Regions from separate parts of the Homo sapiens genome. Here region 1 is linked to region 2. Evidence: chromatin contacts called from ENCODE Hi-C data. All regions are on one chromosome and are shown on one strand. The core of a region is the stretch at or near the end of the contact, and the rest is flanking DNA. Distances in the headings are between cores, read along the strand shown. Region 1 holds the start of GIMAP2 (GTPase, IMAP family member 2). Region 2 holds the start of ZNF775 (zinc finger protein 775).

What was found. A loop is a pair of places that touch in the nucleus more often than their neighbours do. Pooled maps may share reads with other maps.
Region 1: a pooled map shows a loop between it and region 2 (3-fold over the local background). The contact joins the promoter of GIMAP2 here to the promoter of ZNF775 in region 2. A Hi-C loop is called at or near these places in 1 of 37 single-sample maps with no recorded cell type and 4 of 50 pooled maps.

The regions. Positions count from the first base shown.
Region 1 is chr7:150,683,860-150,688,491 of GRCh38, reverse strand. It overlaps GIMAP2 (GTPase, IMAP family member 2), which reads right to left and starts at 2,786. Exons shown (of 3, transcript NM_015660.3): 1 at 2,707-2,786; 2 at 1,405-1,440. The coding sequence starts at 1,432. It overlaps LOC124901774 (a long non-coding RNA gene), which reads left to right and starts at 779. Exons shown (of 4, transcript XR_007060589.1): 1 at 779-895; 2 at 2,316-2,370. RefSeq lists an enhancer at 2,712-2,911.
Region 2 is chr7:150,376,140-150,380,690 of GRCh38, reverse strand. ZNF775 (zinc finger protein 775) reads right to left here and starts at 1,361. Exons shown (of 3, transcript NM_173680.4): 1 at 1,299-1,361. It overlaps ZNF775-AS1 (ZNF775 antisense RNA 1), which reads left to right. Exons shown (of 2, transcript NR_183445.1): 2 at 503-846. RefSeq lists enhancers at 143-202, 2,213-2,372 and a silencer at 993-1,802.

The DNA of each region.
Region 1 (4,632 bases), core at 1,537-4,036, 310 kb before region 2:
TTCTAGTCTCTATTAATCAGAAAGGCAACTGCCTGAGATGGCATCAATAAATCAAGATTGTGGCCGGGCGTGGTGGCTCACGCCTGTAATCCCAGCACTTTGGGAGGCTGAGGTGGGCAGATCACTTGAGGTCAGGAATTTGAGATCAGCCTGGCCAACATGGTGAAACCCTGTCTCTACTAAAAATATAAAAATTAGCCAGGCATGATGACACATGCCTGTAATCCCAGCTACTCAGGAGGCTGAGGCAGGAGAATCACTTGAACCTGAGAGGCAGAGGTTGCAGTGAGCTGAGATTGCACCAATGCACTCCAGCCTGGGCCACAGAGCCAGACTCCATTCCCTCCACCCCGCAACCAAAACAAAAGGAAATCAAGATTGCATAATAAGAGTCAGTGGCTGGGAGGAAAAAAAAAGTTGTTTCTCATTTGGATCTCAGAGTTCAGCTTGATCAATAAACAAGTTCCATACACAATGAAGCCAGAGACCTCCTATTTCTCACAGGTGAGGGTTGAGTGTGAAGGCAACTTGGTAAGGAGGAAGATCTGGGCTCTTCTTGATGTAAGAGACTGAAGACAGGGCTGTCGAGGGGCAGAGAGTGAGGAGGAGGGAGTGGGAAAGGGGAGGTCAAGATACAGAGAGAGAGACGCCCATACCATACAGATAGCAGAAACAGGTGCAAGAAGAGGAGAGAGAGAGAAAGGACAAGGGAAGAGAAGGGAATGATAGAGACAGACAGAAAGACAGAGAGAGAGACACACACACACACACACAAAGAACCTATGGAAATGTGAGAGAAGGAAGAGAAGACTGAATGGTAGGAGAAGGAGTATTTCAAAGAGATCTGAAAGATTTGTGCATAAGGGAAAAGCCTGGATGCATATTTTGGATCCTGGTGAGTATTTTAACAATTTTCGAGCCAGACTTGGTGGTTCATGCCTGTAATTCCAGCACTTTGGGAGGCTGAGGCGGGTGGATCACAAGGTCAGGAGTTTGAGACCAGCCTGACCAATATGGTGAAACCCCGTCTCTACTAAAAATACAAAAAAAAATTAGCTGGGCGTGGTGGTGTGTGCCTTTAGTCCCAGCTACTTGGGAGGCTGAGGCAGGAGAATCACTTGAACCTGGGAGGTGGAGGTTGCAGTGAGCCGAGATTGCGCCACTGCACTCCGGCCTGGGTGACAGAGAGAGACACTGTCTCAAAACAAACAAACAAACAAACAAACAAAGAAAACAAAACCCCACAATTTTCAGCTGCTGGTGGTGGTAGCTGTGGGAGTTAGAATAAGATCCTTCACCCTTGTTTATTTTGCCCCAACATCATCAGAAGAGCCAAACACACACACACACACACACACACACACACACACACACACACACACACACGTGAAGTCACCTTCTTACCCCAGTGACTGTGTTCATTTTGGTCCATTGGTGTTCCTGAGAAACAGAGAGACAAGAAACTTATTTTTCAGTTCTAAATCATGAAAAATTCTTATATTTCTTTTCTTTTCTTTTTCTTTCTTTCTTTTTTTTTTTTTTTTTTTTGAGACACAGTTTCACTCTGTCACCCAGGCTGGAGTGCAGTGGTGCGATCTCGGCTCACTGCAACCTCCACATCCTGGGTTCAAGTGATTCTCCTGCCTCAGCCTCCCGAGTAGCTGGGATTATGGGTGTGCACCACCATGCCCATCTAATTTTTGTAGTTTTAGTAGAGACAGGGTTTCACCATGTTGGCCAGGCTGGTCTCAAACTCCTGACCTCAAATGATCCACCAGCCTCGGCCTCCCAAAGTTCTGGAATTAAAAGCGTGAGCCATCACACTAGGCCAAGATCCTTATATTTCTAAACAACCATGTTTCATTTGTCTACTCATAAGGGACAAGGTGGGTGGGAAAGGAATGACTTCCTACTTTACAGAGAACTGGAATCACTTGCTGAGGGGCTGAGAAGTGGGTTTCATTTGTAAGCCTCATGCCCAGCTCTCTCTCGCTTTCTTCCTCCCGTCCTCTCACAGATCAGCCCGGCTCCCTTCTGTTTTTGTTTTGCCTGCACACTCTTCGCTTCTGTCAGCTTTCTCTGTAGGTGTGCCTTCCCTTACACCTTAGGCTCAGTCCTCCCTTTCCCTCTCTTTCTTTTCCCACCTTGCCTCCTTCCCTCCTCTACTCTCTCCAAACCTCCTCCCTCATGTTGAGTCTTTGCTGAGAGACTCAGTGAATGAAGATTATGACTCTGGGAAACCGTGCAGTCCTTTAAGCTGGAAATACACTTCACTTGATCCATTAATGGCTTGAATTTTTCTCATTCCCCAACAGCCCCTGGTTATGAAGCCCTTGCAATGTAGGAACTACTATGGAGTGAGAAATATCGGTACGTTTTCATCAGCTAGTTTCTCTTGCTTAAATCTGGCAGGCATAGACCAAGCGTACAAGCACAGAAAACTGAAAGCCACCGATTAATGCCCAAATTCTTCCCAGTTAGCACTTTTTATTGACTTTATACTATGGAAATTCTTTCTTTGCCAGTAATGTGTAAAGTAAATTACATCGGTTTCCTGTAAACTGGCTCCACTTAAGGAAAAGGCAGTCACTCTAAATTGCTTCTCTTAAAATAGGACAAATTTGTTCTAAGAAAAATGAAAATGTTTGTGCATGGCTTGGGACCTAGAAATCAACACTGCAGAACTTTTCGTAAATCTGGGCTTACCTGATTTACTGTTCAAAGAAACAGTTGGCTCCCTGTTCAGTCCTGTTGTCTTATAGCTCAGCTCCAAGAGAAAAAGAAAGTAAAACCGAGACTCCAGTCGGTCTTCTTCCTCTCTTGAATCTTCCTGAGCTTCCTGACTGCTAATGAACGCCACCACGTGCCTGTGTTTGAAATTCTCTTTCATGCCATTATGCAAAATAAACAGTTTAAATGGAAAGTTAATCAGTAGTTATTTGCTGTCATGTGGGCCAACTGTCTCTTCTTCTCAAAAGTGAAAAAAGAGTGTTTTAATGATTTCATCTGGACTGGAAAGAAAGGCATGAATGCCAAGGAAGTTGGTGGATTTCAGTCCTTCCCAGCTGGGATATGTCCCAACAGTTAGAAGTTTGTCTAGATGCAAATGGCCCCCTGAGAAGGGCTTAAACCTCATTGACACCAGCAGCAGGGATTGTTCTAAAGCAGATGCCACTGGGAGAGAAGAGGAGCCTCTGATAGGCACTGCCCAGGGGAAGAAGGGCACAGAAAGGGGAACCTGAGAGGGGACATTTTTGTCTGAGTCTGATTGTAAGGATCATTAACCATCAAAACATTTTTACATAACTCATTCATGGCTTCTAGGATTCTGGGCCTTTCTTCCCTGTCCAGCTCTGTAATTTCAGAGAACCTCCCTGTGGGGAGAAATTGTCTAGGAAATGTCTATAGTAATACTCTGGAGTGTTGGCTGGGTCAAATGGTATTTCTAGTTCAAGATGCCTGAGGAATCGCCACACTGACTTCCACAATGGTTGAACTAGTTTACGGTCCCACCAACAGTGTAAAAGTGTTCTTATTTCTCCACATCCTAGCATTTAAAACATTTCCTTTTGATTGTCTTGGAGTTTCCAGGTTTATCATAGACTCAGTTGCAAATAGTGATAATTTTCCCTCCTTGTTTCCAAAAATATCTTATGTTGCTTTCTCTTGTATAATTACAATTGCTTGCTACCTTTTCAAAAGTGAGTTAATGTGCTTTTATTATTTATTTACCTGTAGGGCACCTAATATCTTATCATTAATATTGATGTTGGTTATTGGAAATTAATTAGTTTATTTTAAAATCAGTGTGGCTATACTTTGCTTAGTCCTATTTCATTAAAGTCTTTTATCTGTGGTATAAATTTAGAAAATTTTATTTTGACGTTGACTGATATAATTCCATGTCTTTTTCCTTTTGACCTACTAATATTGCAAATTACATCACTGCGTTTCCTAACATAAGTGATATGTACATGTACATGTGCAAAGGTTTGGGTTCCTAGGAATACAGACTGTTGAGATGAAGATAAAATGGATGAAGGAAGTTTATTAGGGAATCTTCTCAGGAAATGTGCTAGAGGGAGAAGGGAAGAACCCAGGATTAGGCAGGGAGAAGTGAGACTGAGATGTAGTCACAACAAATATAGACTCTACAGGGAGTTCTAAAGTTTGGTTGGACTTTCAGAATGAAGGAGAGTGAGCAGAACTTTATAATCCCCATCGGATGCAAACTTCCTCTGGAAAAGACACTTGACTTACATAGGGCATCTCTCTTCAGCATAAGCTAATTTCTGGACAGGTCTGACGGCTCAACAGCTGAGAGCTAACAACTGGTCTCACTCCCAGCAACTGGAGATAGGTCCTTCTGTTTTTGCACTGTTCCTCTAGGTTTGGAGATGCAAATATTGCTTCTCCTGCTTCATCTTTTAGATCATCTGTAGAGACTTCCAAGCACAGTTTTAAATATCTCCCTCATGAAATTTCTTGTTCAAGCCTTCTCACTCCTGTCCCTTCTGAACATGAGCATACATGGAACATTTCCCCTATGTCCCATGGTTCTAGTAAGTGATGTGACTACAGCCTTAAAGGAGGAGTAAGATAGATGTTGGGAGGAGGTGAGGAAGGAGAGGG
Region 2 (4,551 bases), core at 112-2,611:
GGCACGCACACCTCGGATAAGAGGGAACTGAGAACTCAACTCTGCTCATCTTTCCCCATTGCACCCCGACACGCCCCATCCTCTCGTGGCTCTTGAACTCACCGTGTCCTCGCACCCTGTGACCAACCTTGGAAGGCCCTTGCTCAGTTCTCCCCTTCCCAGCCCAGATTAGGGATCGCTTTGACCAGGAAGCCTTTTTGGACACACCAGGCACAGCCAGGAATCCCTTCTCTGTTTAACCTGTGCACCTAGGACCATCTACATGGAATCATCATTGTCATCAATTTGTTAGTCTGCACAAGACTACATGCATCTTAACACAGGGTCCTTCTCTCTCCCCTGCACCCAGTACAGGCTCCACACACAGTAATCCATTAATAAAAACTGTCATAAGGGAACACTTAAATAAAAGAAATTTCAGTACAAAACAGATTTGAAGCACGGAAGCATGAACCTTCAAGCTGAAAGGAGACAACTGCCATCTAATCTCTTCATTTTACAGATGAACATGGGAACAGTTAGCTGTGAAGCCTTGGGCTGTCGTCCGCCTCCAACCCCTGGGGCTCTGACCACACCCAGCCCCAGCTCAGATCATCTTGCTCAAAGGGCCGAAGGAGGACCCATCTCCACACCTTCCACATGTAGATATCCTCAACGTTCTTCACAGAGGGGATGCCCGCACCCCGCCCCACCGAGTTCGCGGCTGCTGTGCCCATCTTCCTAGAGAGGAGTTCTCCGCCACACCCGACACCACACACTTCCAACTTCTGCGGTGCTTCCCTCTCACTTATCTCCACCCCCAATCCTTATCCCCGCTCGTTTAATCACACATTTATTGGTCACCTACTATGTGTCTGTCACTCTGCAGCGAGCATTGGGGTTCCTGCCCCCAGAAACTGATCTATCAGGGAGGCGAACAGGGACGGGGAACTCGGAACAACGGGACAGCCCAGGAGAGACCGCCCGCGGGCGACCCCTCTACTCGCCACCGCGTCCTCCCTCCATTCTCACTAGCCTCCCTCCTAACCTCGCTGCCCTGGCCTGGCGCCCTCCCCACCCTCGGCCGCGCCCCTTTCCCCTCGGCTGTGTCGGGGCAGAGGGAACGCTTGAGACCCGGGGCTCGGGGGGCGCGCGGGGCTCGGGGCACCCCAGGCCCCCGCCCCATCCCTCCGCCCCAGCCCGGGCCGGGCGGAGGCAGCACGGGAGGAGCGGGGCCGGGCGCTGGTCCATCCCTCGCACCGCCCCTCCCCGCCCAAAATGCAGAGGGACTCGGAGGGAGGCGACGGGGAAATAAATACCTTTGACTTTGTGGCTAAGGTTAACGGGAACTGCCACCCCGAGGGCGACTTGGGCACCGGGCTCCCGGCCCTGGCCATTCCCGGGGCAGGCGGGGCGGGCACGGGTGCCTGATTGGCTGGCGGGCCTGGCCATCCCCGGGGCCGCCCAGCCACTCCATTGGCTGCGCCGCTCAGATGACCCGCCCGGCCCTATCGGAGCAGCCCGCGGGGCGGCTCCTTTGTTCTCTGGAGCCAATAGCCGAGGGGGGAGGGCTGACCTCGCCCCCGGCGGGCGCGCAAGGCCCGGGCGCCGTGAGCGCGCTAGCCGCCGGCCGCGGGGAGGAGACCTTGGGAGGTCGGGCCCCAGATGGCCGGCGGCGTCCTGGCACCCCTGCCAGGCCTGGACTCCGCGTGCGACCCCGTTGTAACGCCTGAACTCAGCGCACGTTCGCCGAGCGCCACAGCGCGCCGGACGCTGTTTCTCCCTGCTGGGGACCCATCAGGGCCCGGACAGAAACCCCGGCTGAGGCTGTGGCTGCCCTCAAGCCGCGATAGCCCCACCGTGGGGTGTGATAACTTTTAGGGTTCACTACGAGGGACCTTAGAAATCATTATACCCGACCCCTTCGTTTTCTGTTTCAGGGAGGTGGTCTCGCTCAGACCCCAGTGGCGCGATCATGGCTCAGTGCAACCTCGAACCCGTGGCTCAACCGAACCTCCCAACCTGCTAACTTTTTAAATATTTTGTAGAGATGGGGGTCTCGCCATGTTGCCCAGGCTGGTCTCGAACTCTTGAGCTTAAGTGACCCTGCGGCCTCGGCCTCCCAAAGTGCTGGGATTACAAACCCGCGCCCGGCCTAATCCCTTTGTTTTCTAGCTGAGGAACGGCTCTGAGGTTACGTTACTAGGTCGGGTTACTAGGTAGGGTTCCCGTGAGCGGAATCATCTCCGCCCAGTTGCCACCCCGGTCCAGACTGCCAGACCTTCAGGAAGGAGTATCTTCGCAACTCCCCACCCCATTGTAAGGAAATTCCTCACACTTCTCCCTCAAAGGGGGCGCAGCTGGGTCAACTCCCACTGGCAGGATGCTCTCCGGAGCTGCTAGAAGCTGCCTCTGGGGCATGAGGTAGATACAGACAGAAGCTGGGCCTCTGAGACTCTACAAACGGTTGCTGTTGGGCAGGCGGACCTTATTTTCTTCAGTCAACAGCTGATTAAACATTTGCCACAGGCCCGGCTGCGGTTTAGCCTCAGTAGCACAGCAGGAACTGGGGACTGAGATTCGATTTTGTCACTAACTTCATGTGTACTTTTTATAAAAGATACTTTTCTGTTTCTGGACTTTGACTTATTCGTCTATAAAATAGGGTTAATAATTTTCTAGTTGCCTGCATACCTTACTGAGTTTTTACCGTTAATTTGGTTATATTATCTATAGAAGGATTTGTAAAATACAAAATCATACACACCCTATAAAGAGGCCACACATCACTAGCTATCAACACTTTGGAGTCTCATTCTCCTGTTTATTTTTTTAAAGACGGGGTCTTGCTATGTTTCCCAGGTTAAAGTACAGTGGCTATTCACAGGCACAATCATAACGCACTTCAGCCTCAAACTCCTGGCCTCAAGGGATCCTCCCACCTGAACTACACCTGAGACTACTGGCATGCACCACCACACCTAGCTTATTTTCTAGAAGAGTACCTAGAAGAGGTTCTACGAAGGCTTGTGGAATACATTCCTGTTGCTGAGACCAGTATTCTAGTTCCAGATTTGCCACTGGCTACAAGTGTTGAGACAGAGCAGGAACCTCTCTTAGGGGTCTGCCACCAGCCCCCCATTCAATGCACGAAAATAAAGAAACATTTGAGTCCCTTCAAGGGAAATTCCAGGCACCTAGCTAGCCCTGCAACCAGCAATTAGGGAAGTGAATGAATGACCTGCTAAGCAAGAAAGTAGTAATAGTTTAAACAATAGTACCCAAATAAGAGTCACAAAACGTTAGCTTCCTTATAGAAACTGAAGATGACATCTTGACATATGTCCTTGAGTTGTTTTTCAGAAATTAGGACCCCCACCGGTGGGGGTCACTTCCACTCTCTGGGCCTGTTTCCTTCTTACAGAGCAGACTTCCTCCAGATTGGCATCCCATGACCAAGGGTATTTCAGAGGTGGAAAGAATGGAGAACCTCTGGGATCCTATTTCCACTAAGAAAAAAAATACCAGGGGGAGAGGCTGCATATGTGTTTGCAAATACACAGGAAAAAAGTGTTAGGAGAATACTCCTCAAACTTTTCTCAGTGTAAACAAAAAGGATTTTGAGAGTGGAATAGGGGAATGAAGGAGAACGTTCACATTATTATCTGAATTATTTATTTTTAAAGATAATTTAATGCTTTTGTAATTGTAGAAGAAAACAAAGAAAAACTGTGGATTCTTCAGAAGAGATGGGCAGCTCCTGCCAGCAGACCCCTACAACCCAGGCAGTCCTCCCCAGTGACTGCTGTGGTGATGAACCAGGCAGAGCAAGGGCTTGAGAACCACTGGGCCACCCACCAAGGGACTCAGGAAGGAACCAGGCACAATTTGACTCTGTTCCTGCTTTACCAGCCCCCTCAAGGCCACTTGTGTGACCTTTCCGTCCTTTGGACCTCTCTTTCCCATCCCCATAACAAGCAGTGGGCAGTGAAGCACTGACGACACCCACACCCCGCTTTCCCCATATCCCAGACTATTTCCTTTAAACGGGACTTTTCAAAAGGTTAGGACCCCTGGTCAGATCCCCTCTCACCCTCATCCTTGTCCCTAACGGCTCCAATACTAACCTAGGTGCCAACCCAAGGACCCGCCCCTGCTCCCTGCCCATCATTTCCAGACATCGACCTACTCTTTCCTGGCCATCTCCCCTTCCCTGGAAACCCTGTGTTCCCACAAAGAGAAAAAATGTGACTGGGGCTTTCTTGAGACCACGCCCTCTGCTCCCAGGCTTTGACAGATAATTTGCCATCAACTACACAGGTTTTTAAGTGGCTCCATAACCCCATAAACCAATATGAAGCTTTGAAGCTGTTCTTTCCATCCTACACACTTTAAGCCCCACCCACACAGTTGGCATTTAATACTTAACCAAAAACAGCAGCACGCAGCGTTCATCCACTAAGCACACAGCGGTTGTCAAGAGCACAGGTTTCAGGAGTCAGACAGACTTGAATTTGAATCTGCCTCTGGTGATTACCAGTTATATGACTGTGGGCAAATGTTTTCATGTAT